Regions from separate parts of the Homo sapiens genome. Here region 2 is linked to region 1. Evidence: read pairs that join two places in POLR2A ChIA-PET (ENCODE). Cell type or tissue: OCI-LY7. All regions are shown on one strand. Links, peaks and the distances in the headings refer to the core of each region. The heading gives the core; the rest is flanking DNA.

Region 1 (16,161 bases), core at 7,769-10,268:
GGAGGCTGAGGCAGGAGAATCACTTGAACCCGGGAGGCGGAAGTTGCAGTGAGCCGAGATTGTGCCACTGCACTCCAGCCTGGTGACAAAGCGAGACTCCGTCTAAAAAAAAAAAAGAATAGTGCCCTACTGGATGTTAACATACATTACAAATTTATTATCATCAAAATAACATGGTTCTGGCACAAAAATCAATAAGTAGATCAAAGAAACAATAAAGAATCAGGAATAGATTGGGATGTACATATAGAAATCCTAACTATAATAAAGGTGGCATTTATTCAATGGCAAAGTTAGGTTAACTTAATAAGTGCTCTTGGCAAAGGTGGCTACCTAGAAGAAAATAAAAGTTAGACTCCTGGCTGGGTGCAGTGGCTCACGCCTGTAATCCCAGCACTTTGGGAGGCCGAAGTGGGTGGATCATGAGGTCAGGAGATCGAGACCATCCTGGCTAACACAGTGAAACCCCATCTCTACAAAAAATACAAAAAAAATTAGCCGGGCATGGTGGTTGGTGCCTGTAGTCCCAGCTCCTTGGGAGGCTGAGGCAGGAGAATGGCGAGAACCCAGGAGGCAGAGCTTGCAGTGAACCAAGATCACGCCACTGCACTCCAGCCTGGGTGACAGAGCGAGACTCTGTCTCAAAAAAAAAAAAAGTTAGACTCCCTGTCTTACTCCCTAACTAACCCACTGGTTCTCAAATCGGGGCAGTTTTGTCCTTCCACAGACATTAGGCAATGTCTGGAATCTGTCACAACTGCAGGGATGGGGGGTTTGCTGGTAGAATCTTGTGGGTAGACACCAGAGAGTCTACTAAATATCCTACAATGTACAGGACAGTCCCACACACAATTGTCTGATCCAAAATGTCAATAGTACCAAGGCTGAGAAATTCTATCCTTACCTACCTTAACCCTCACAGCTAAACAATTAAAGAGGAATGCTATTAGAAGACAGGTGCCAATGTGAAAACCGGTTTCTCCACTCATGAAACGTGTGGACACTGGCTTGGACAAGTACCACTCTGAGTCTCATTTCCTTCATCTTGGCTTAGGGGAATAAAGATAATATATATCATGAAGCAATGAACAAGGACTCCAGCCAGCCACAGCAGTAAATAAATGGTAGCTATGATGGCTATTATCAAAAATGAGAAATCATATGAAGAAGTACCTGCAAACACATAAATGTTCTTTACAAGAAAAGGGGGCATTATGTTCCTAAGAGATCCAGGTTGCTTGATGGAGTAATTTTGGAGACTTAAACTATAGCAATATATTACAAATTCCCCACGAACAGGAATCGTGTCCATCTCATTCTCTCTAACAAAGACTGCTACCTTAGCGGACCCAAAAGACACGTAATAAATACATTTTTATTTTGTTTTTAGGGAGCAGAGAGAAAATAACACACTGATAATCGTAGAACCATTATTTGCATATAATCATTTGGTGCAGAAACTGAAAAGACCCAGCCAGCCTGCTGAATGGGGCCATTTGGGGAGCTCTAAGTGGTTTGCAGTTGTAGCCCTATGTTCTGAAACCAGCTGGGGAATTAGCAAAGCTTCTGGTCCCACAGTGTAGCCATGGGGACTGGGGATGTTACAAAGCCCAGAAAATTCTCAGAATTCTCTGAGGATGTTTCTATAAGCTCTGGGGCCTCTGAGTTGAAAGATGATGTATTTCTGTGCCATGAGTCTCAAGATGGAACTTGAGTTCTATATTCACCACACACTCCCATTACCCACTCCAAACTTCGGACTGAGAAGTCGTTAATGACTTCTTCAGCCTCATTTTCCTAGACATAAAATGAGAAGTGGGGAATGAGGGAAGGTCATGGTATCTTTTGGTTACAAAACAGTGTATGTCTAAAACCTCTGCTGAAAGCACAGTAATGTTTTCGACAAATATTAACAACAGAAACAACCATCATGAGGACATAATGAGAATTAATTATAATACCGAAAACATACAGGAACAAAGCAAAGTGCTCTCAGACTCTCAGAAACAGGTGTTATGTGAATACAAGCTGCTAATTTGGTTTTTAAAGTCTTTGTAGCCATTTTAAGTTCCAACTCATGGTCGATGATAGGAAGTGAATGAAATGATGTATTCATATTTATAGCATATTTATCATATTTTCATATACTTATAGCATCTTTATAGCATTTACCTCTTTGTAAATGGTTCCATCTTTCAATCATTTAAAATATAAAATTTGGACAGATTTTAGAGACAATCATTATATAAAAATCTCATGAACATTTAAATCATTAATAATGTACTTATATACATCTAAACATTATATCTCACCTACTTCTGCATTCATATCTAAAAGTGTAAAACTCAATGACTAGTCTCATCCAGGACCCATCACTGGTAATGCCCATTATATCTTTTTCAGCTTGAAAAACACACAAAAAAAATCTAAGTTACTTCTGATTGACAAAGAGGAAAAAATGTCAATTTTCAATTCAACAGAGTTGAATAGGTAGACTATTCAATACAAGACTCCCACAAAGATTTAAAGTAAGACAATCTGAGTTCCTATATTTAATATGAGACAGACATATAAATAGAAAACTCCAACGCTTTAGTAAAATTATTTGCAACTAAATTACCTACACTTATGCATACGATTCTCAAAATCATGTCCCTGTAGTCTACCTTGCAATGCTACCAAATAAATCTTCCTAGAGAGTCAATTTTTACTTAAAGATTGTATGTACATGTGGGAAGAGGGGGCCTCTATTTTATTTAAAAACAAATACAGACATTTCATGGTACTGAAGTATTCACCCAAGTTTTAAGATTAACAGGAAATTTCAAAGAAATTCAGTGCTTGTGCATTTGTTTGGGTACCTGCTCACTGTTCTCTGTCATTTCAAAATAGTTCTGGGGAGAGGGTGGAAATCACTAGTGTGCTAATTCTCTCTCTCAGAAGAAACAAACAAACAAAAAATAAATAAAATGTGAGGAAAGACACAGGCCAATCAAGGGCAGCTATAGAACAGGAGTGGGGAAAATGAGCTCTCACACCAACCATGCACGTCTCCTTCTTGTTCTCTCCACCGGGGTAAAGGCCAATGCTTTGGAGGAAGAGAACAAGAGTAACTCGGCAAGCCATTTAGGAGTGTGGATTGGAAAAAATTCTTTCCCCCAAGAGAAGGTGGCTTTACGCTGGCATATGAGATTGAAAAGTGCAAACAAATAATTAACGGTGAATCCTGAAACTTCAACACACCAGAAAAGGGTGTCACTCCAGAGTGAGATGGGAAAATAAGAGGAATAAATTAAGGTAGTCTTGGTGATGCTGGACAGCTCCTCAGGGGGTACGGTGGCAGCCCGGAGAGCTAATCAAATCCTCCACACCCCTCAGGAAGCTAGAGAAAACTGATGAGGAAAGATACCACACCAGAAACGAGGGGCAGCTGCCAGCAACGGGTGTTCGCCCCACCTAAATCGGAATCCAAAATAACGACCCACATGCTAAACAAACACCTTCTCATTCCCCGCTCTGCCTTAAGCAAGAGCTCTGAATTCACCTTCCTCAATGTCTGCTCTCTGGGAATAAACCGGCGGCTGCAGTTTCCCATCACAGTAGCACGCATCAATCAGTGCTAAACCCACCGTTACTTTCTTCCCCACGTGTGATTCCAACAATCAGCGCACTCTAGGGCTGATCCTCGGCCTCGCGTGTGAACATTTTCTAGGGCACACCCCAGTAGGCGCTACCACCCCCTGTGTATTTCGCTTAATTATGAAACCTCTTTCTAGAAGCCCTATAATTCTCCCAAGAGTCAAGGTAATTGGTAAAAATTAGACATGAAAAGACACAAGGCCACTTAAAGAGGACACTTTCGACTGTAATTTTTTAAAGGATTTTCTTTTTAGTTTCAGTATAATTTTGTACTTTCCCAATTTTGCCCTTTTCAAATGCCAAAGAAAATGTTCATATTATCTTGTAGGCTATAAAAAAAAGATAACATAATGCATTTGTACTTCACTTATGGTCCGCAAAGATTTCCTTTCTTTGAAGGCCATCCTTTGAATGTCTTTTAAAAGAAAAAGAAGAGTGAAAAATAATGGACATCTATTCTTGTGGCAAATCACTGTTATTTTGGCAATGAAAGGATCGTGTGTGTGTGTGTGTGTGTGTGTGTGTGTGTGTGTGTCTGTTCCATTACTTGAGGTCTGTGCTATGTGGCTGCATTATTAAGATATACTTTTGGTACTGATAAATACGTAAACCAAAGACAGATCTATCTCATAATGAATTTATGGTCCTTTAGTAAAAGATTGTAGCAAAATTCCAGGGCATGGTTTTATCCCACTCAATTCATGCAAAATCTATTGAGCAATATCTATTCAAGGCCTGGCACTCTGAGCAAGCAATGGGAATCCAAAGATGGAAGAGGATTCAGCAAAGGGAGTGGAGGTGGGCAGACATCTAAAACACAATAACAGGAGAGACTGAGATTCCAGCAATTGCTGTGTGTCGAAGGCAGGATAAGCAGCTCAAAGGGTGTGTGATTACCTCTACTGATGTAAGCACTACACAGAAATCTTAGAGGCTGCAAGATGGCAGCCAGTGGCATGGGTTAGGGACAAACAATCCTACTTTGGAAAAGTGAGGCTAAAAGAGAAGTTTTCACATAAAAATCCAGATTTCTGGCTTTTCTTGAAAAAAGTACAAGACCTGGCAACACCTGATAACCATAGGACAGAGCTAAGGCATTGACTCACTACTTCCCAAGAGTCCCCATTCAATGAGCCAGGCCACTGTAGGGATCTGAGCTTGCAAGCCCTGTCTTAGAATAAAGACAGAGTCTTCAGAATTTTAGATTCTGGGTCTCAAGAGGAGAAACAAAGGGTAAGGGATGAGCATTCTCTGAGATTTACTTTCCTGGAAATAAAACAGCAAAAGCCAAAAGAATCGTTTCTCTTGCATCACTTGACCCTGGGTGGACAAGGCTGACTCATTCAGTCATCTGTGTTGCTCGTAAGCACTTGGGAGTACAGCTTGCTGATATGGCCTAAGAGGAAACATTTCACAGACTCCAAGCATATGGTCAATTTGGGATGAAGCAGCTCACCGTAACTCTCAACAACCCACTGCATCTCTTCTAAGAATCACTGGAGGAATCTGTTCTAGAACAAGGACTGCAGTAGCCTTGGCTAAGTCAGCAGCTAGAGAAGTGGGCCCTGGCCTGAGGGGCTCATTACAGCACCACACACAGCCTCCTCCAGGCTTCTCATGCCTGCCCTCCCACTGTTTCTCTTTGGACACCACGTTCCACTTGTTCCACAATGTCAATAGTGGGAAGGCCCTTCCCACTTTTTCACTCCCTATTCCAGTCTACCCATCATGCCCAACCTAGAGCAAATGACAGCCGCAGAGCCTCCTCTTCTAAAGCACTCTCATTAACAAATTCCAGGTTAGAGATGCAAACCAAGACCTGTAGACTTACCTGGGCAATTATATAATTTGCACATATATTTTGCAGCTCCCTAGTAGATAGATAAGTTTCTTGAGATCTAGGAGCTCCTTAGAGTCATCTTTGCATAGTGAAATTACATATACATATTTACCTTAGAAAAATCCAAACAAAAGGGATAAATGTTTACCACTTAAAACAGTGCCAGTTATTCTATTCAATAGGCAGATGTGCCCCAGAATGAACTCGAGAAGGGAGGCGTGGAGTTCCTGTTCCCTCAATGCCAATTCCCACAAATGCTTCCCTAGGTGCAAAAATTTCACCATCCTAGGTGTGATTCCAATGAGTACTCACTATAAACCCAAACCAGCTTACCTCCCCTTGGGGTTCACTGTTGGAAAAGCAATCTGATCTAGTCCTGAAGGAAGACATGCATTGGTCAGGTAGAGAGATGCCACAGTATTACATTTTATATGCACTTCAAAAGATTTTCAAGGGTAACTTTGATTGTACACATTTTCCACCTTCCACAAGAATTTTAGAATTGCAGCCTCTGCATTAACTACAGGTCCTCTGTGTGCCCCCACCCTAATCCTAGGCCAAAAGGTGCCTGATAAATGTCCACAGAGCTCCCTAGTATGCTGGTCCCTGTACCATGTAAGGCATTACTCTACGGAAGCTGTCGCCAAAGGACTTCAACTCATTCATGATGAAAAACACACCAATGACGCCCCTAGCTCCATGTGTGTACAACGACAATTCAACAGCTGAAAAATGGCCAGCACCATGCATTTTTGTACTGCAGTTACATCTATAACCATAAAACAACCTAGAATTAAACCCACACTCATGAAACATCAGAAGTGACGTTTTAATAACTGACTTCTGTTAGCCATCAAGTTTCAAGATCTTTAGCAACTCATTCTAAGGAAAACTACTTGAAAAAAATGAAGGATCACTTAACTATACTTAGAATTCAGAGTGAGTGCAACTATATTGTCTATTAAAAATCACTAAGTGTTCCAAAGAAAGAGTTGAGAAAATGAAGTACAAACTCTCTTTCTACTTATTCACTAAGTATTTCATATTCAGCTATTCATTCTTGAGTCAAAGTAACTTGAGTCAAAGTAACTGACTTGACTAAATTCAATACACTTAGAATTAAGAACAGTTTACAGTTAGATGTGTGGCTAGGCCTGCCATGGTAAAATGAAATGGCAGTTATTAGAATTTTCAGAAGAAAAGATCAGGTAATTTTTCAGGGATGTAAGTGAAATCTGTCAAAATGGCAGTGAGCTCAGAGGAATGTTACTGCACTTGAGAACTACTTTTGGAATGACTCATTAATAATTTAGTTAGACTGTCAACGATGCTCTCCAATTACTCAAATACTACTAGAAAACATTTCATTAGGAGATTTAAATAAACTCTTCCTGCCTCATGCTCATTACTCCCCATGTTTGCCCAAAAGAAATCAGGCCCAAGTTAAAAGCTGCCCCTCCAGAAACATTTCCTTGGTTTCCCTTCCAGTGAGAGGTGGCATCTCCTTCTCCCAAACTCCTGTGGCATGAGGCACATATCTCATTTACTTAATTAGACTGCAAGTGCTTGGAAGGCAGGCTCCACATTCAACTGAGCCTGGCATTTGCACTCTCTAACTTCCCACCACATAGAGCTCCTAGCACAATACTCTGAAAAGAGTACTCACTCAGCAAGTGTTAGTGAATGAGTGAGGGGATAAATGCAGGCTTGAGGGGTTCCGTCTGGTGTTTCTGGCATATCCCAAAGCCCAGTTATTTGTTAAAAATTTTATGTGAACCCTCCAAACACATTAGGTTGATATCGAAGTTTCACAGAGTCATCTCATGGTGATTCTTGGTAATGAAGTTCACTTGGGTCAACAATAATCTAGAATGTGTATCTACATCTCTTTCAATGTGCTCCACTTGAAAAATATTAACCAAGTATTTCTTTCTCTTTTAAAAGCTAACTCATTTCATTTAACAGCATCTATAACTGTCAGAACTTTGGCAGACTTTGTGAAAAGTATCACTTTAACTGTCTGAATTAAAAATTAATCACAAAAGTCTTCCTTTGTTTTGTTTTTACTACTTAAACTCCCTATTGATAAAGAAAAAGTCCGTTTTTTTTTTGTTGTTGTTGTTTCTTGAGACAGGATCTCATTCTGTCACCCAGGCTGAAGTGCAATAACACAGTCACATCCCAGGAGCCTCCAGCTCGTGGGCTCAAGTAATCCTCCCACCTCAGCCTCCCGGGTAGCTGGGACTACAGGCGTGCGCCACTACACCCAGCTAATTTTTAAAATTTTTAGTAGCTACTAGGTCTCTCTACTTTGCCCAGGCTGGTCTGGAACTTCTGAGCTCAAGAGAATCTTCTGCCTTGGTCTCCCAAAGTGCTGGGATTATAGGTGTGAGCCACTGCACCTGGCCTTGATGTTTTTTTGTTTGCTTATTTTTAAGATCGTTGGAGTCTTTTCCCCATAATACAAAAAAAATGCAGTTATTGCATTTGCTAGGAGAGAAAATTCCTGTACTTTAAAATTATATTTTACAATGACTGCTTCCAACCTCCACCACTCCTCCCACCTAATACCATTGGGGCTAGAAGTGGGGATGATCCTCTTGATCATTTTTGCCTCATTTTACATGATAAATTATCAAACTTTTGCATTTTTTTAAAAAAGGCAGTTCCAAAGACTCAACACAAAGTTACCTAAGGAATTTCCTTCTCTGGATCTGCTTGTCCAGGAGTTGAAATGTTCATTAAGTTCATCAGGCAGGCAGTTCAGGAACTCTGGATGAAAGTCAGCTCAAACCCAAGGAGACTGCCAACTTCCCTTTCTTGAAAACCCTCCTGCATACAAAGTCTCATTCCTCTCAACAGTTTGCTCATTTTTGTCTTCTGGAAAGTAAGTTCATTTGTTCATGCTACGTTAGTGGAAGTAAACAACCCCTACTGAGCCCCCAGCTTCACTGCTGGCTTATAATGCACTATTCCCCAAAGTGGTGGTTCTTATTTCTGAAGACGGGCTTCCTCACCCATCTTGTCCCATCAGATAACTTAGAGTTTGGTGCAAGCCTTGCAAATCATGTAGTAACAGCCCCTCATTGTAGCAGCTAGAATACGGAGGCCGAGAAAGATCCATCGATGTGCCCCTTGCACGACACTGCTTACTAGTAGCCAAGTGCAGCCTAGAACGCAGGCCTCCTGGCCACGAGTTCTGTGTTCTTTCTTACCTAGCCTGGTGCTTACAGCTCTCCTAGGAGTAAAGTGGCAAGCCCCAATAGTGTTGCTGAGTGCCAGGCATGAAGCCAGGCAAGAATTAGGTCCTCCACACACTTGCTACTCAAAGTGCGTGCCACGGACCATCAGCATCTGCCCCATCTGGAAACAAGTTAGAAATGTAGAGTCCCAGGCCTCCCCTGAGACCTGCTATATCAGACTCTGCTCTTTAACCATATCCCCAGGAGACTCACAAGCACATTAAAGTTTGAGAAGTGTTGCTCCACAGCAGGGAGAAAAAAAAAAAAAGATACACCTTCACTTTTTGAGTTAAGCTCAGGCCAAGTCCTGAGCTCATGTCACCGCCTATGGCAGATCACACTGAAGGATGTGCCAGTGATCTGACCCAAATGGACTTGTCTCCTTTAAACACTAAGGCCACTCGGATAATCTGCAGAATAGAATCCCTGGAGCCCAGTGGATGCCTTATAGAATCCATACAACTCATTTGTCTGTTTTGTTTCCTTGCTGAAATTCTGATTTACTTACTGACTACTGAGGGGTAAAATGGGGGAAAGGTTGAGTAATAAAAGTACTTCTTTATGGAAGATCAAAGATATCCTCCCCCACTTTCTTTTCCTAAAGTGGTTCTCCACAAGAATTGTGGGTAAAGGAACTCAGCACGTGCTTCATGCCAGGATTAAGAATGCAGGTACGGGAGACAGCCTTCCTGGGAGCAAGGCAGAACTCTGCTTGCTGCCATCCGTGTGACCTTGACAACTCAACATTTGTGTCTCAGTTTTCTCACCTTTAAAATGGGAACAAAGATGACACTTATTTCATAGCCATATGATACAGATGAAATGATAATGATCAAGCCTCACATACAGTGAGTGCTCACTAAATATAAGCTACTGTCATTATACATATCCTATGTGTCAGTGTCACTCAAAACCACTGTGGCCCCCAATCTTCTCATGATTGACCCAGATAATGATCAACAGCCAATCAACCTAAAGGAACCAATAATGGACTGGGCGTGGTGGCTCACACCTCTAATCCCAGCACTTTGAGAGGCCTATGTGGGAAACTCTCTTGAGCCCAGAAGTTCCAGACCAGTCTAGGCAACATGGCGAAACCCGGTCTCTACCCAAAATAAAAAAATTAGCCAGGCATGGTGGCGTGCACCTGTAGTCCCAGTTACCTGGGAGGCTGAGGTGGGAGGATGGCTTAAGCCTGAGAGGCAAAGGTTGCAGTGAGCTGAGATCATGCCACTGTGCTCCAGCCTGGGTGACAGAGTGAGACCCCATCTCAAGGAAATAAAAAAGAAAAGAAAAGAAACCAATATGCAGCCAGGCTCAGTGGCTCACACCCATAATCCCAGTGGTTTGGGAGGCCAAGGTGGGAGGATCGCTTGAGGCCAGGATTTCAAGATCAGCCTAGGCAACATAGCGAGACCTTGTTTCTACAGAAAAAAAAAAGAGAGAGAGAGAGAAAGACAAACTAATACACATAAAAGGCAGACACTGAGAAAAGTCTTGCCCTACCAAAACATGTGTGAATTCTGGGTTCGAGCAAAAACATGCACCACCTTTCACTTTGAATTCTAATGTGTGTTGACGTAATGTGTGTTGATGTAGAGTAAGAGCCCCAGAGCTTGATCAACCATGAAGAAATAAAGGAAAGGAAAGGAAAGAGGAGTCAGTCTTAGACACGCAACCTCATGCCTCACAGCTGTCCCTTATGAGCACACCAGCCAAATGCTTTGTCTACCTGCAAAGTGACTTTAAAAGGAGAGAACAAGGAGGAGCTGCTCTGTACTCCCTTTTTAAAATGTGGCACATGCTGTCATTCCTTCTATGATAGTTGGCCAAAAGACAAATCTGATTTCCTTTCCCAGACTTCATTTTAATTTTTATTTTTATGAAAGCAGGAAAAACATACTGCTCTCTCCATCCCATCCTCACTGTTTTTTTTTTTTAAAAAAATTAATATTGTTCCTTTTGAAAGACTAACCCCACTTCTCTTTTCTTAATTAGGCTCAACTGAAATATAGGCATAAGCATTCAACTGGGCAAGCCAAACTGAAAAACATCCCCAAGCCCTGAAAATCTAAATCAAGACCAAACCAATTATAGCATTTTATTTAGGTGGTGTTTATTTTTTGTATTTTTTTAACTGTCAAGTGATTGACAGAATTTATGGTAGGCGCAAAATGTTAAAGTATTTCTAGACTTTGCGGGAAGACATTAAGTTTGTCTATAGCCTCTAAACAAAATTATTTGTTTTCCAGTCATGCCTTTCAGTTTAAAAGTATTGCACTTTTACTAGCCACATCATTCTGGGCATATGCTTCTTCTGAGGAGACATTTTTCTAGCTGAGTTTAATCCAGTGAGTTAAAAGAGGGAAAGAATGTAAAATGGAACTCTCTACTTGCAGTTGGACATGCATTTGTTTTTCATCGCAGGATGCTAGGAAAGAAACCTCTCTGGTTGTCTAACTGTTTGCCTCACCTGTCTGAGGGCTGAGGCCCTGAGGACAGCATGCAAATTTCAACCCCCAACCCCATCCTCTCACTTCCCCTCCTCTATTGAGCATAACTTAGCCGCAACAGGATGCTACCCATTCACCCGTGGAGGCCTTACCTGTCGGTTTTCTTGATCAGGATGGCTCTAAAGATGTGCTCCAGGGGCGTCTTCTCCCGCTCATGGGTGGGCTGCACGAAGGGGTGCAGGGCCGCCAGCGAGAAGCCCTGCTGGTACAGCTCCAGGAGCTGGGCGGGCAGGTCACGCAGGGAGGCCAGCCTCACTGCTGAGGACCCAGGGAGCTCCGCTGGAGTGGAGAGAGGAGAGGCTCATCAAAGACCCATCACAACGCCCACTCAGCCCTGCCCAAACCCCTCTTCCCTTGCCCTCGGGGAGGATCCTCTAGGTCACTGCTAAAATGAGTTTGTCCCAGTTTTTACTGTCTTCAAACAGACTTTATAAGCAGCCTGTCGTTTTCCAAATCACCCAAAGGCATTAATAATTGGATGTCGGCCAGGCGTGATGGCTCAGGCCTATAATCCCAGCACTCTGAGAGGCCGAGGCAGATGGATCGCTTGAGCCGAGAAGTTTGAGACCAGCCTGGGCAACATAGTAAAACTCGGTCTCTCTTAAACAAACAAACAAACAAACAAACAAACAAACAAAAACAAAAAAACCCCCTCAAAATTAGCCAGTGCTTGTGGTCCTGGCTACTCAGGAGGCTGAGGTGGGAAGATCGCTTGAGCTGGAAATGGGGAGGTTTGCAGTGAGCCATGATAGGGCCACTGCACTCTAGCCTGGGCAACAGAGCAAGCCACTGTCTCAAAAATGAAATAAAATAAAATAATAATGGACTGTCTTAGATCTAGAGTCGTCTTATCAGTGATCACAATGAAAAAGTCATTTCCACCCTCTAAAAAAAAACACACAGAAATAAAGAAAGAAAGGAAGAAGGGAAGGGAAAAGAAGAAAAATACATTGAGCAAATATAAAAATACTAGGTGGCAAAAAGCAGCATAAACAAAGTCAAAAGACAAACTGGAACAAAATTTCTGTGACCCTTAAGACAAAGGGCTAATTTCCTTAAATTTGCAAAACACTCCCCACCCCAAAATAATTTTTAAACGGGAAAAATATATGAATAGGCAATTGCCTTAAAAGTGTAAAAGGCTAACCAATATTTGAAAACACACTTTAATTCAGCATTAGAATTACACAAATAAAAACCAGGAATATTTTCACCTATTGAATTATTTTAAAATTTGGATTTTTAATTTATTTATTTTTGAGAAGGGCAAACAACGTTCAAAAGTCAAAAGGTACAAATGTGTATTCAGTGAAAAGTCTACATCCTAGCCCTATCCTCTACCTCCTACATTTATTTCCTTAGAGGAAATCAGTATTATCTTTTTGTGTGTATATGCATTAACAATCAAAGAATTCATACAAAAGTGAACAGGTCTATATATTTCCCTCCTCTTCTACACAAATGTCAGCATAACATTACACACCTAGCTTTTTAGAATCAATTTTTATCAATTAACAGTATACTTTTCGGCCAGGGGCAGTGGCTCACGCCTGTTATCCCCGCACTTTGGGAGGCCAAGGTAGGCGGATCACTTGAGGTCAGGAGTTTGAGACCAGCCTGGCCAACATGATGAAACCCCATCTCTGCTAAAAATATAAAAAATTAGTCCGGTGTGGTGGTGCATGCCTGTAATCCCAGCTACTCGGGAGGCTGAGGCGGAAGAATCTCTTGAACCTGGGAGGCGAAGGTTGCAGTGAGCCGAGATTGCGCCACTGCACTCCAGCCTGGGCAACAAGAGCTAAACTCCGTCTCAAAAAGCAAAAAAACAAAACAAAACAGTATACTTTTCTTAAGAGACCATTTCATAGCAGTACACAGAGTGCTTTCTCATTCTTTTCTACAGATCCATTGTGTGATATACCATGGAGTATGCAAACTTTTGCTCTTACAAGTAATCTTTTAGTGAAAAATCTCATTCCTACATGATTTTGCATGTGTGCGCTTATAGTACATATACAAAATAAATTCCTAGATGTGGAATTGCTGGGTTAAAAATATATGCATTGTGTGCCTGTATCAAAACATCTCATGTACCCTATAAATATATACACCTACTATGTACCCACAAAAAGTAAATAAATAAAAAATCAGAGATGTAAATATATATATATATATATATATATATATCACACACATATGTATGTGTGCATTGTAATTTTTTCAGCTAGTGCTATTTCCCCCATAGAGTATTATGGATTTATCTGCCATCAGTGATGTATAAAGTTATTTCTTTTCCCATACTCTGACAATTCTCAGTGGAAAAAAAAAGATCCCTGTGACATGGTAACTTATATTTATCTTATTATGTAATTTGTATTTTTTCTTATTAAACATTTCATATTTAAATGCTGTGTCTCCTTGTCTGTGAACTGTCTGTCCATTATCTTTGCCTCGTGTCCTATTTAGTCATTGGGCTTTTTTTCTATTGGTTTGTAAGAACTCTTTACATATTAGGAAATTTAGTTTTTGATGTATCTGCCCCCAATTTGTTGCTTGCCTTTTGACTTTGCATATAGTGGGTTTTGCCATGAAAAAAAAAATTTTTTTTTTTTTTTTAAGACAAAGTCTCTCTCTGTTGCCCAGGCTGGAGTGCGGTGGTGCTATCCCCGCTCACTGCAAACTCTACCTCCTGGGTTCAAGTGATTCCATGAAAAACTTTTTAAATGAAGCTGAATTTACCAATCTTGCTTTCAATGGCTTCTGAGTTTTGTGTCATAGCAGAAAGACCTGGGATTATAAAACAATTCTCTTGTGAATTCCCATAATACATATTTCATTTTTTGCATATAAATCTTTTATCGATTTGGAATTTATCCCATGTAAAGTGTGCAATATGAATTGAACACCCCCCCACCACAGGGGTTTATCCATTTTTCCTCATTGATTTGAGATGCCATATATCATATGCCACTTATCATTTATTATATTCCCAAATATGAGTTTATGACTGTGATCCATTAATCTATTTGTATAAAACACTACTTCAAACAATTTTAATTTCATATTATGTTTTAATATCTGGTTAAACTACTTGTCAAATCTTCCTATATTCCTGTTTATATTTTGAATTTTCCTAATTCGTTTTTCTAAATGATCTTTAAAAATCAGCTCAGTAAATTCCCCTTGCTCCACTAAAAAAGTCTGTGGGTATTTTTATTGGGTCATGTTCAAATCATAGCTTGACTGAGAATGAATATTTTCACCATGCTACAAGTTCCCATGCAAGAAACTGGCAAAATTTTGATTTGGTCAAGTCTTCCTTTGGGTCCCTCTGGAGCATGCTAAAGTTTTCTTCACACAGATAGCACATATTTATCAGGTTTATTCCTAGTTATTCTATATTTTATTGCTATTGGAATAATACATTTTCCTTTTTCACTTCTGTAATATTCACTGCATGCAAGGGTGTTGGGGAAACAGGCATGGCCCTCATCGTGGTGGGAGTGAACCTTTCTTGAGGGCTGTTAGAGCAACCTAGTAGTAAATACCTTTGTCCATATATCTTGAAAGACATTCATGAGTCCAGCCATAGAAGTACTACCAGTAGTAGGGTTGCTGGACAAAGAGTGTGTGCATTTTTAGGTTTGAAGGGCAATACCACCCTGCCCTCAAGGAGAATCGCTTGAGCCCAGGAGTTTGAGACTAGCCTAGGCAATAGGGCAAAACTCCATCTGTACAAAAAAATACAAAAATTAACTGAGTGTGGTGGCATGTGCCTGTAGTGCCAGCTACTAGGGAGGCTGAGATGGGAGGATCACTTGAGCCCAGAGAGGTCAAGGATGCAGTGAGCTGAGATCGCACCACTGCACTCCAGCCTGGGGTGACAGAGTTACTAAATAAATAAATAAATAAATAAATAAAAGATAGGATCGGTGTTTTTTCCTTTCACTTTAAGCTCCAATACGGCTTGCACAATACTGTCACTGATCTTGTCTTTATTTATTATAAATGTTGCCTCACTCCCCTCACCCTAATCCTGGCCCAGCCCAAGATCTCCTTTTGTCCTCTTGTCCCAGAGCCTGCAAATGCTGGGTGTCGACCTTATGGAAACCAGGGGCTGTCAACAGATTACAAGGCTGCTGAACCAAAAGGGCAAAACCACATGTGGCGGAGACAGTTTGTTTTATTTGAAAAACTGAATGTACTTTTGGTAGGAGTGTAGGGCTTTATGGAAGGCAACTGCACGTTGTCAATCAAACCTAAAAATACTATCCAGCACCAAGATCCCCTCTCCTTTGATAAAACTATATACAAACAGCATCTGTGAGTCATCGAATATGGGCCCTCAAACTCATATTTAACTCAAACTCATATTGGTCTCTACAGTTCAATATTCTTTAAATGATTCAAATTTTTCAAACTCTTCCTGCTATAATAAAATAAACCTTTATTGAGAGTTTGATAATTTATACATTTGTTTCCTCTTATGCATCACACTAAAATAAAAAATAAAAGTAGTTAATATGTTTAGAAGACAGGGTTCTTGCTGGGCATGGTGGCTCACGCTTGTAATCGCAGCACTTTAGGAGGCCGAGGCGGGTGGATCATTTGAGAGCAGGAGTTCGAGACCAGCCTGGCCAACATGGTGAAACCCTGTCTCTACCCAAAATACAAAAATTAGCTGCGCATGTTGGCGTGCACCTATAGTCCCAGCTACTCAGGGGGCTGAGGAGGGAGGATCACTTGAGTCCAGGAGGCAGAGGTTGCAGTGAGCTGAAATCGTGCCACTGCACTCCAGCCTGGGAGACAGAGTAAGAACTCTGTCTCAAAAAAAAAAAAAAAAAAAAAAAAAAAAAAAAAGAAGACAGGTTTCTATACCAGCTGCTCTCCTCACTGCCTGCTAACCCCAGTCATGTGAACACTCAAT
Region 2 (11,050 bases), core at 8,266-10,765, 63 kb before region 1:
TCTCTTGGTTCCCAGACTTGATGCTATAAACACTGCTCAATCATAATATTATGGACTGAATTGTTTCCTCCCAAAATTCGTATGTTGAAGCCCTAACCCACAATGTGACTATATTTGGAGACAGAGCCTTTAGGAAGGTAATTAAGGTTAAATGAGGTCCTAGTCCTCCTTTAACTAGGGTAGGATGGGGCCTTAGTCTAATAGGACTGGTGTCCTTATTAGAAGAGGAAGAGAAACCAGAGCCCTCTCTCTCCCTTTCCTGGCGTGTGTAAAGAGGAAAAGCCACGTGAGGACACAGCAGGAAGGTGGCTGTCTGCAAGCCAGGAAGAGAGCCCTAGCCAGAAACTGAAGTTGTGGGAACCTTGACCATGGACTTCTATCCTCCAGAACTGAGAGAAAATAAGTGTCTGTTGTTTAAGCCACGCAGTGTGTGGTATTTTGTTATGACAGTCCTAGTAAACATACAAACAAAGCGCATTTCAATGATACGCTCTTTTAAAAGGACAATTTTTAATAGGGCAAATCCATAATAATGTGACCTTTTTTTTTTCATGGGGAGGGAAGGGAGACAAATTCAGAAAGTCCCCTGAATCATGCTGGAGTTCCTGGAACTGCCAGTATTTTCTAGAAGTCACAAAGAAAAAGACTGACAAATGTGAATATATAACAATCTTTAGCTTTGGCTCCCAAGAGACCCCATAAACAAAAGGTCATCAGCATGAGAAAATTATTTGCAACAACAATAACAAAAATAAAGGCTAAGCTTAATATTTTTATATATAAAAAGCTTTTATAGTTAAAAATACTGAAACACCATTAGAAACAAAGGACATAAAGCAATTAATTAATTCTCTTTATCTTTCCATGGCCAGTAAACATTGAAAAAAATTGCAGTTTCTTTTTTTTTTTGTTTGAGGTAGGGTCTCACTCTGTCTCTTAGACTGGAGTGCCATGGCACAATCACGGCTCACTGCAGCCTCAACCTCCTGGGCTCAAGTGATCCTCCCACCACAGCCTCCCGAGTAGCTGGGACCACAGGCACATGCCACCACCCCAGCTAATTTTTTATTATTTGTAGAGATGCGGTCTCACTATGTTTCTCAGGCTAGTTTCGGACTGCTGGACTCCCAAAGTGCTGGAATTACAGGCAAGAGCCACCGTTCCAGGCCTCAACTTCTTTTTTATTTAGCAAGGTGACAAATTTTGAAAAGAAAATTTTCACTGCTGGTAAAGGTATGGTGATATGCAAAAGTTTACAGTGCTTAAGGGAATTTTAACTGTACAATCTTTATAGAAAGCAATTTAACAATGTTGCAGGAGCTTGCCACAAAAAGTCCACCCTCTTTCACCCAGAAATCTTACCTTTCTTGTCTATCATGAGGTAATAACCTCCAATGCCATCAAATACCCATCTACAAGCATTACTTATAAAATTACTTAAAAACTTAATCTAAATGTTCAACAATCCAAATATTTAACCATAGAAAAATAGTTAAATTTGGAGATTTCTATAAAATACTAGCCTGTCCCTAAAAATATTATGGGAATTTAATGATTTGGAAAAATGCTTTAGATACAATATTATGGAGAAAAAACTAGGATATAAAACTGCCACATGAGCTCAATATGGATTTTTATGTTAAAATGGTTTAGACAAACTTTAAGGAAATACACAAAATGCTAGCAGCAGTTATAAGTGGTAGAATTACATATAATTTGAGTTTTCTTTTATATCCTTTTCTGTGAGGTTATTAACAAGTTAATACAGGTATAACACAAGTAAATGGACAACACAAATGACAAAGAATTTCCTTTTTCTCTCCTCTACAAGGCTCTTGAAGGCCTAACTAGAATCAAAGAGTTTTTTAAAACTATGGGGAGATGATTTTAGTGTAATCTAAATAGAAAAACTTCCCTTAGAGGAGTCTAAAAATGGCATATAGGGCCTCAGAAGGGTGAGTGACATGTTACTGGAGTTCAAGTGCACTGAATAACCTTCCAGCCATTCATTATGACACCTACTGGGAATCTATTATGTGCCAAGTAGTCCTGTAGTCACTAGAGATCTCACAAGCAGCAAGATAAAGTCCCTGCCTACATGAAGCTTACCTTGCAGTGGAGGAGGAAGACAATAACATCATGTCAGAGGTGATACATGCTAGAAAAATACTAAGTGGGCCAAGGGGAGAGTGTGAAGGTGGACACAGTGGTGGTGGCTATTTTTGAAAGAGGCATCAGGGTAGGGCTCCCCACTTCGAGTGAACTAAGCAAGCAAGGAACATGGATCTGCAGGGTTTGAGAGTTCCAGGAGGAAGGGACAGCCAGCCTGACATGCAGAGTGAACGAAGGACAGCCAAGGACCAGGTGAGCAGCAGAATCAGGAGAGAAGGTGGTTAAGACTAAATTGACTGGTGGGGAGGCCAGCCACTTAGGGCTCTGTTCATCTGACTTGCTTGGCCAATGGGATATTAGCAGGTGTAATGCAAGCAGAGACATAAAAAGCACGTGTGTGGTTGAACTTGGCCTCTTGTGTCTTGGCCATTACATTGAGAGGGCATGCCCCAGTTAGCCAGTTGGTTCTAGGGAGATGAAGGACAAATGGAGCAGAGCTGCCGCAGTGGAGCCCAGCTGAGACCAGTTCTGCCTCAACAGAGCTGCTCCAGCCAACCCCAAAATCTGCCAGAGTAAATTGTTACCATTGTAAGCCAATGAGTTCTGAAGTGGTTTGTTACACAGAATTATTGGAGCAATAGCTGACTGACACAATGCACAACCTAGACCTAAAAACAAGACCACTGTACTTTGCTTAGCTTGGGTCCTCATTCCAGAATAATAGGAAGGCCTAACCGGTTCAACAAACCATGGCTGTAAGGTAATAAGCACAGCAGCCTTATCCTGATATTATCCCAACATAAGATAGTTCTCCATTTCAAGTAAGAGCCCTATGGGTAAACCAATAACACACTCCAACTTCTTGTTTCCCATCCTGAGAGTCTGTTATCAAACAGCCTTGGCAGATGCTAAGCTTGCCTCTCTCATCTGCTTTGCTGAAATGTTCCTCCCAAGTGCTTATTCCATGGCCTCCTAAGAGACATGTTTCATAGGTTATCAGGGAAAAACAGCTGCTCTGCAGCTAAATCACATCACAAGTATTTTGGGGTCCAAGGTGAGTATGGACCATAGTCCAGCTTACTTTTTAAGTCCTGGGTAACACTCCAGGAGTCCATCTGGAGCCCCTATCACAATAGGGATGCCCTAAGAGACCCCTTTGAGTAAAGCCCTCCCAAATCCTGACCTGGGCATGCTTGAGACCAGAAGACACTCAATGATTCCATCAGGATTGTATCAACACAGCACACATTTCCTCAAGACTACTACAAAAATAAGTTATATCAAATTTCCAAAGCCTCTACATACAGATCTTCTCAATGGAAAACCTCTAAGCCCTTTAAAAGTGCCTGCCATGTGCTTTCAGTACTTAAGTGCTTAATTCAACATAAATTATATGATGGTGTTTAGCCTGCCCATGGCGAGCATGGCAGAGCCGAGGTCCAGAAGAGGGAAGGGGACACTCACAGCCCATCCAGACTTTTTCTCCATCCCCTGCTGGGCTTCCTCTCCTTCCTCCTGAGTCACAGGCCTGGGAAGGGGGCTGTGTAGTCCGCAGGGAAAGCTACGGCTAGCTTGAGGGCATGAAGGAGGAACACACCCAGATCCTTATTCACCACCCACCTCATCCACTGCCTGCCTCCCAGCCTCCCCACCTCAGCCTAATGCTCCAGTATTCTGAATCCAGAGCACTGATTCACCTACTTAACCATGAGGCTGAAGTTCAGAATGGCTATCAAAATCTGGTTATCTGTAACAGCAAAAAAGTCAATGAACCAGAGAGCAGACAGCTGGGCTTTTAAAGAGTCGCTTGTTTTGACGGCCTTGTCCACTCCTTGTCTCCTCATTACCTTCATGGCTCAGCCTCACTATAATGTGCACTGAATTGGGTATAAATAGGTTTATCTTAGAGTGAAGGCTCCAATGTAAAAAGGTTAAACTGCCCTCCGTCTATGGAAAACATTCCATTATCACTGCATTTTTTATTAAAGCGAAGATGCTTCCCTACTGTGCACAAAAAGCTATTTTCCCTCGTACTGTATAAATATTTGATGCTGGTCTTTTGGCAAAAGGCCACCTTAATATTCCAAGCTTATGATTTACAAGAAGGATGTGGGAAAAGGAGATTTGCCATATTATTTCAAGAGGTAAATTCTGTGAGGCAACCACTCTTCTGCAGCCTCTGAGACATTAAGACTGTCTATATCAAGCTAACCTTCAGGCTCAGCCCCAGGGTGCTGTGCTTCGCCAAAGTCTAGCCTGAATGTGCATGCCATGACAAGCGGTCAATGCATTTGGTCTATTTTTGCAGGGTTAAAGACAAAGTGTTACTGTTCTCCTTTAAACAAGCTAGACTGGACCAGATTGTCCACCCTGGACTAGCTGGCATAACAGATCCTCTTGGCTCTCTGAGGGCGCCTTCTCTCCATCAGAGGTCGCACAGCACCACCTTGATTCCAGGATTCTTGGCACCACCTTGATTCCAGGATTAGCAATCGCCAACTGCGTAAGCCCAACTGCACATGCAATCATATGACATGTGATCCCATGGCAAATGTAATCACCGCTCAACCAATCCCAGGTAACGGTGCCATGTTGCTTCCCAATCACACTGCAGCTAATTTGCTCTATTAACCAAAGAATGAGCAAGGCTGCTGCCTTCTCTTGCTTCTTGAACACTCACTGCTGCTCTGGGCCGGCCTGCCTTCCTACATTCTCAATTTGAGGCAATGAATAATCTAGAAAAGATATTACTCCTCTTCAGGTAGAAAAGGGTTAGCTTGCAAGTTGCAGCGCCATTTAACTGACCAGATAGGGAAGAAACATTCTGATTCAGTGTTAGCTGGACGTGGAAGCACTCTGCCAGATGCAGTTCAAGGCTTTTCATTGAATCCTCCCCAAAATTCTGTAAGAGCTGTCATTCCCTTTTAGTGGGTAGACAACTGAGTTAAATGATTAGTCCATGTTCATGTGGAGTTCAAGGGCCAAGCCAGATCTGAAATGTGATTTGTTTCATCCTAAAACCTACTCGTTTTCCACAGTAGACATTGAGCTACTACTATGGTGAAGCAGATCCTGTTTGAGGCACCGGGGGTAGGTGCTAGACAGGCTAGGTTTCTACCCTTGCAGAGCTGGTGTTTTCTGACCACTGCACCATACTCTCTCTGCCTCGGTGGTTAGGGTGAGATTTCAGTTGGGTCACAATGAGATGGGCTTAGGGCTTCTGTTTGGGGCCACATCTGTGCAGATGCCATGCTGTCCTATATGGGGCAAAATAAATAAATAAATAAAAATATGCTTGTAAATGGCTAAGTTACGTATATAGCTGTGTATTTGACACAATGGAATAGCACACAGCAATGAGAGAAAATGGTCTTCAATTACATGTAAAAATATGAATGAATCCCACAATGACAAGTATATAAAGTCTGTACAGTTCAAAACTCATCAACAGTGTTTCAAGTAGGGACTGTGGTTACTCTGGGGGGATAGAAACAGCGTGGGGCACGCAGGGGCTTCTAGGGGCTTGTTAAGTTCTACGTCTTGATCTCTGTGCTGGTGACATGGGTGTGCTCACCTTGTGAAAAGCCACTGAGCTATATCCTATGATCTGTACAGTTTTTTACGTGTGTGCTAAACTGCAATAAAAGTTTTTTTAAAGGTGTCCTATGGACACATGAGAAAATGCATTTAATGGCATACGTGCAATTTAGCCCCTACATTATTAAGTGGCTTCTTTGAAATAGAAGCCCTGCCTGTAACCACTAGGCCAGACATTCCTGGAGGTGGGTGGTGTCCCAAGGGAGTGGCTATCAGAAACACCTGGTACTACTTCATTCTCCCTCTTTACCAGTCCCACCCTAAAACCTGCAGATTCCTGGGGAAACACTCCAATATCAGTGTTTTCCCTCACCACCACTGGCATTATTGAGCATCATCCAGAACTATCATTAGCCACCTTCTGAATACAGCACTGTGATGTTAAGAAAGTACAAAAAGTAGGACCTGCCTGGGGGGTTGGTTGCGAGTATGTCTGTATAAAATATATACCCCACATATTTAATATATATTTTATTTAAAACATGTACATGTGTTTTACTTATGTATTTTGCAAATATATGATCATGGAGGATATGCTAGGTGTCAAAAAAAGGTGGTATAAATACCCATACAAAGTGATACTTGGATTTAGATGCAGCTGGGGCACCGGAGAAAGTCTCAAGGGAGACCTAATCTTTTAAAAAGGTGGCAGCAGAGAGACATCTGGGTGTCATGTGACCCCTATGTGATGCAGTGTGGAGAACACATTGCCTGGAACGTATTCTTGTCATAATTCTTAACTTATCAAGGCCTTAGAACTAACTTCCAGGTTACAGGAAATAGAGGCTGGAGATATAAGATCAATGACACCATGAGCCCTGACCAGATGAAACCATCATGCAGGCCATTCTGCAGAATAAGAGGCTAGGTTCCTTTCAAGCAGTCAGGGAAAGAAAAAAGGGCTCTTCTAGGCAAAAAGAGAAGTGAGGATACAGTCACCGCAAACACCGACTGTTACTGGAGTAGATTCTGGTTTGGATAATCAGCTGCAAAGGCCATTTCTGAAACAAAGAGGTGGAGGACTGCCAGGGTAGGAAAGGGCAAGCACAGGCCAAGGGTATGAGGAACGAGGACAGGAGTGGGCAGGGGTGTGGAGCAGGGAAGGCAGGGCAAAGAGGGTAGTTGGAGGCGGGGGACAGGACAGAACCAGAGGAATGCTGGGCAAGGCAGGGCAAGAGAGATGGTGGCAGCGGCAGCAGCCTCAGTGGCTGGTGATGGCAGCAGCCATTCTGTAGGCCCAGAGGCCTTCGTGAAAAATCAGCCTCCTCGCTGGGTCTTCAGGGGTGGGCAGCCTTAGTCTTACCCCAAACTCCTGGCTCCCACCCAACTCCTCCACAACAGCTGGCTCAGCTCGGGGTCTCTCCTCCTGGTCTTTCCCATCCTCTAGAAATAGAGAAACTGGCCTTCATCTCACTGGCCGACATGTTCCTGAGTGCCTGGCTGCTCTATATGTGGCCCCTGGACTCATTCTTGCTTCCATCGGGTCCTGCCACCTCCCTAGAGTGACCTTGGAGTCCTCCTCGTCCCACCGGGAGAGCCGCCAAAGTCCCGCTGGGGGCCACAACTCCTGCCAGCATAGCCACGTCTTTCCTTTTCTATCCCGCCCACCTCATGGTCCTTTTGTCTGCCTACCCCCTTCTTTCTTCCTGCCACCTTCTTGCTCTTACTAGCCAGTAACCTTGACAATGACATAATGTCTCTGTGCCTCAGTTTCCACAGCTATAACACAGGCATAACTACCTACTTCACTGAGGTATTGTGAGGATGAAGTCAATGCTAAGTTTGAATTACTGAGACCAGCACCCACACAAAGCAACCGCTAGGTGTCCATGGTCATCACTATGCCCCTCCTCTGTGCCCTAAGCTTGCCAGAGCCCACGGGCAGAGCCTCCCCCAGCCCAAGACACCGGGTCATTCTAAGGTTTAATGAACGACCCAGGGAGAGGAGTCCTGGACACCATGAGCAGGAGCCCAAACTTGAGGACTGTACAAGTCTTTCTATGTCCCAGGGTGGGAGGCATGGGGAGGGGAGTAATGCCTCAAGAACAGAAGCTCTGGAGTCTGCACTGGGTAATTCAGGCTGAAACATCACCTTGTTTATGGGACACAGTTCTCATGAGCTTTATGACCCTGTGGAAAATATTTTGGAGTATAAATCTCTATTCAGGAGTCGTGACTAGTGCCATTCCAGATGGCAAACAGCTTAAAGATGTGCTTCTAGCTCTGCCAGCTTTATTTGTAAGGACACTAATTATCTCACTAGAAATAGGTTCCTCTTATGATTACGATTAGCTTGCCATTTTTTTTCTTAATTCTGGGAAAAGATCACACACGTATTTCATCCCTGGCCAACGGAAACCTTGGACTTTTCCAGAGCAGAAACGCCCTAACCCAGGAAGCATTACTCCCAGTCATACTCTCCCTCCCAAAAGACATATAAAGGGTGAAATGGTGTTTAAAGTCAGAGTGGGTTTCAATTCATTTTGTTCTGAGAATTGTGCAGCCCTCCCTGACATAGAGATGAACAGCTATGGTGGCGCTCTAAGATACGGGCTGCATACAGGAAGATGCCTGGGCCCTGTGGAGGACTTCACGGTTGCGCTTGCCAGGGGAAATTTCATGTTCTGTCTTCAGGGCAGGAAGAATGAATTTAATGTGGTTAAAGCCAAGGGAGGCTATAACAGTATTTCAAACACTCAAGTCAAATCTGAAGAAAAAGCTGCTTAAGTTGTCTGCATTTCTGGACTCCAGGTTGAAGAGTGGGGTGACGGGAAGTAGAGGAGGCTAACTCAGCCTTGATCACCAAACCATAATGGTAGAGGAACAGCAAATGGGTTTGTGAACGTTCCAAGTGTTCTTTCTTGGAGGTCTTAGGGCCCCTGACATGCTCAGGCAGTGGGGTCAAAGAGAAAACCTTCCTTCTGATGCCCTAGTTTTCCTAAGAGGGGAAGAAATTCCAAGTGGCCACCTGTGTATCCACTATCTCCAGCACCTCTCTGCACACCTTCAACAACTAACCATCAGTTTCCTAGGGAGGAATGTAAAACTATGCATGGCCACAGATAGCATCTATGGGCACCGAGAGGGGATGAAAGGAGCCACTGTTGCCACAACCCAAGATGGGCAATGTGGTGTCCCTGCAGGAAACAGGGAGCCAAAGGTTCCTCCCTGGCCTTCTCTGACACTGATATGTCAGGCTGTAAACATCTGTCCCAAGTTGGCCCCAAGCATGTACCGCCACTGGTGTTTTATGATGCATCTGAAACCAGACCGTGACAACCCCTGGCTTTGGGGAACTTTGTAAGTACCCACGGAGGGCTTCCTTGTGTAGAGGGAGGTTACCCACCTTGCCACCAGGGCACAGAAGTAACCCTACATTAGTTGTATTAAAGACACGTATATTCGGCCGGGCACAGTGGCTCACGCCTGTAATCCCAGCACTTTGGGAGGCCAAGGCGGGTGGATCACGAGGTCAGGGAACTGAGACCATCCTGGCTAACACAGCGAAACCCCATCTCTACTAAAAATACAAAAAAATTAGCCTGCGTGGTGGCGGGTGCCTGTAATCCCAGCTACTCGGGAGGCTGAGGCAGGAGAATGGCATGAACCTGGGAGGTGGAGCTTGCAGTGAGCCGAGATCGCGCCACTGCATTCCAGCACTCCAGCCTGGGCGACAGAGCGAGACTCTGTCCAAAAAAAAAAAAGGCATGTATATTCTAGAACTGCACTGACCAAGTACACACTGACCAGTGACACTAGCCACTAGCCACATATAGTTATTTAAACTTAATGAAAGTTAAATGAATTTTAAAATTCAATTATTCAGATGCAGTATCCACATTTCAAGTGCTCAGTAGCCGCAGGCAGCCGGTGGCCGCCATACTGGACAACCCAGGTACAGAACAAACACCTCCATCATCATGGGCACTTCTATTGGACAGCCCTGCTCTGGATGTATTCTTAACAAGCCAATCACCTTTCTTGTGTCATTCATGCATTCAACAAATGGTTATGGACCACTACACTATACAATGCCTGCTGCTACTATGATAACGTGTCAATATTAGTCAATGATACTTAGATAGAGACTCGCATCCAAAATTAAGAGCTGTCTGTGCTGTATCATGTTCTAAGACTTTGGATGATTTAAAGTACATTCATTTAGAATTCAGAATGGTCTCTATTCTCAGGATGCTTGCTGGCATTTCAAGGATTGCAAACAATGTAGAATCCAAACTCTGTTCGTGACTCTGTTAATTCTTGAGAGAAAACAGCTCAACAACAACACACGGCGCTGTTGATGCCCCCTGCCAGGTTTTGCTGGGATTGACAAATTTGGTGTTATGTGTCACTTAGGAATCCTGCTGACTGGCAGTCCTCAGGATACGCACGTGCTGGCACGTTGGTCCCACTCCCCAAGTTGCCTCCCAGACTTGACACACCCTGGTGACTCAACTTGCCTTCTCGTTAACCTAAAGCCTTTTCTTTGTTTGACACATTTTCCCACTGTGGGCAGACTTTCTGCCTTAGGAGAGCTGACATCAATAGTGCTATCCCATGCAGCAAACCACTAGAGACAGCACATTACTGGGGAGGGGGTACTGGGTGCTGGGAGACCTGGGAACAGTGTGTGTCTCAGTGGAGCTTACAGAAACCAGGCTGTTCAATTTATTTCTCTGCTGTTAATTTCAAGGTGCTGCTACTGCTACTTCAAACTGTAATAGTGTCTACAAACAATTTGCACTTTGGAATGCCACAATCCCAGGGGGTAATTAACAAATCCAGGGAACAATCTTTTTAAAAGCCTTTAAAAGCAACAGAGACTGAGGCCACCTTCGATGAAATAGAATCACTCCACTTTCTCTGTCATTTCAGAAGATACCTGGCTGACTCGTAGAGAGGTTTTGAGAGCACAGGCCCTGGGCTTTATGGAAAGTTCCTCAAGATGTGTTAATTAGAAATAAAATGCAGCATGGTTATCGGCTGCAGAGCTTTCTGAATGAAGCAGACTCTGAAGAGGGACTAAGATTTCAAGAGTTAGAAGCAGAGTTCACAAAGGGCCACCCAAGGACTGTGAATTCCAAACATACCATTCACTATTCCAAGGTAGAAGACTGCGTTCACCAGCATGCCTCCTTTCCGGAAGTGGTCGCTCATGTGCTCTAACCAGTTGGCGTCCAAACCGCTCACTGTCTGGCCATTCTTGGAGACATGGAGAGGAATGGTGACAGGGTAGTATTGCCGGCACTTCTGATGGCTCTTCGGTTTGTTGAAAAGGGTGAAGATCTCCATTTCTGTTGGGATTTGTAAAGGGAGTGGAGAGAGAAGAGGTCAACTGATG

Evidence for each region. Peaks named below come from ENCODE experiments on the same cell type or tissue, not always from the same donor. Only the 100,000 strongest peaks of a DNase experiment are listed, where the experiment ranks them.
Region 2: POLR2A ChIA-PET joins it to region 1 with 7 read pairs; 5 of 35 experiments call an interaction of 5 or more read pairs at or near these places.

The regions. Positions count from the first base shown.
Region 1 is chr3:16,422,525-16,438,685 of GRCh38, forward strand. RFTN1 (raftlin, lipid raft linker 1) reads right to left here. Exons shown (of 10, transcript NM_015150.2): 3 at 11,327-11,513. Among named protein-coding and RNA genes, the nearest start is that of RFTN1, 83 kb to the right of the region's middle. RefSeq lists a silencer at 11,201-11,330. In OCI-LY7, for the core only: no CTCF peak of the experiment used is centred there; DNase peaks (open chromatin) are centred at 8,367 and 8,887; H3K4me3 peaks cover 2,295 bases; H3K27ac peaks cover 2,500 bases.
Region 2 is chr3:16,359,277-16,370,326 of GRCh38, forward strand. RFTN1 (raftlin, lipid raft linker 1) reads right to left here. Exons shown (of 10, transcript NM_015150.2): 6 at 10,800-11,003. Among named protein-coding and RNA genes, the nearest start is that of OXNAD1, 100 kb to the left of the region's middle. In OCI-LY7, for the core only: no CTCF peak of the experiment used is centred there; no DNase peak of the experiment used is centred there; H3K27ac peaks cover 786 bases.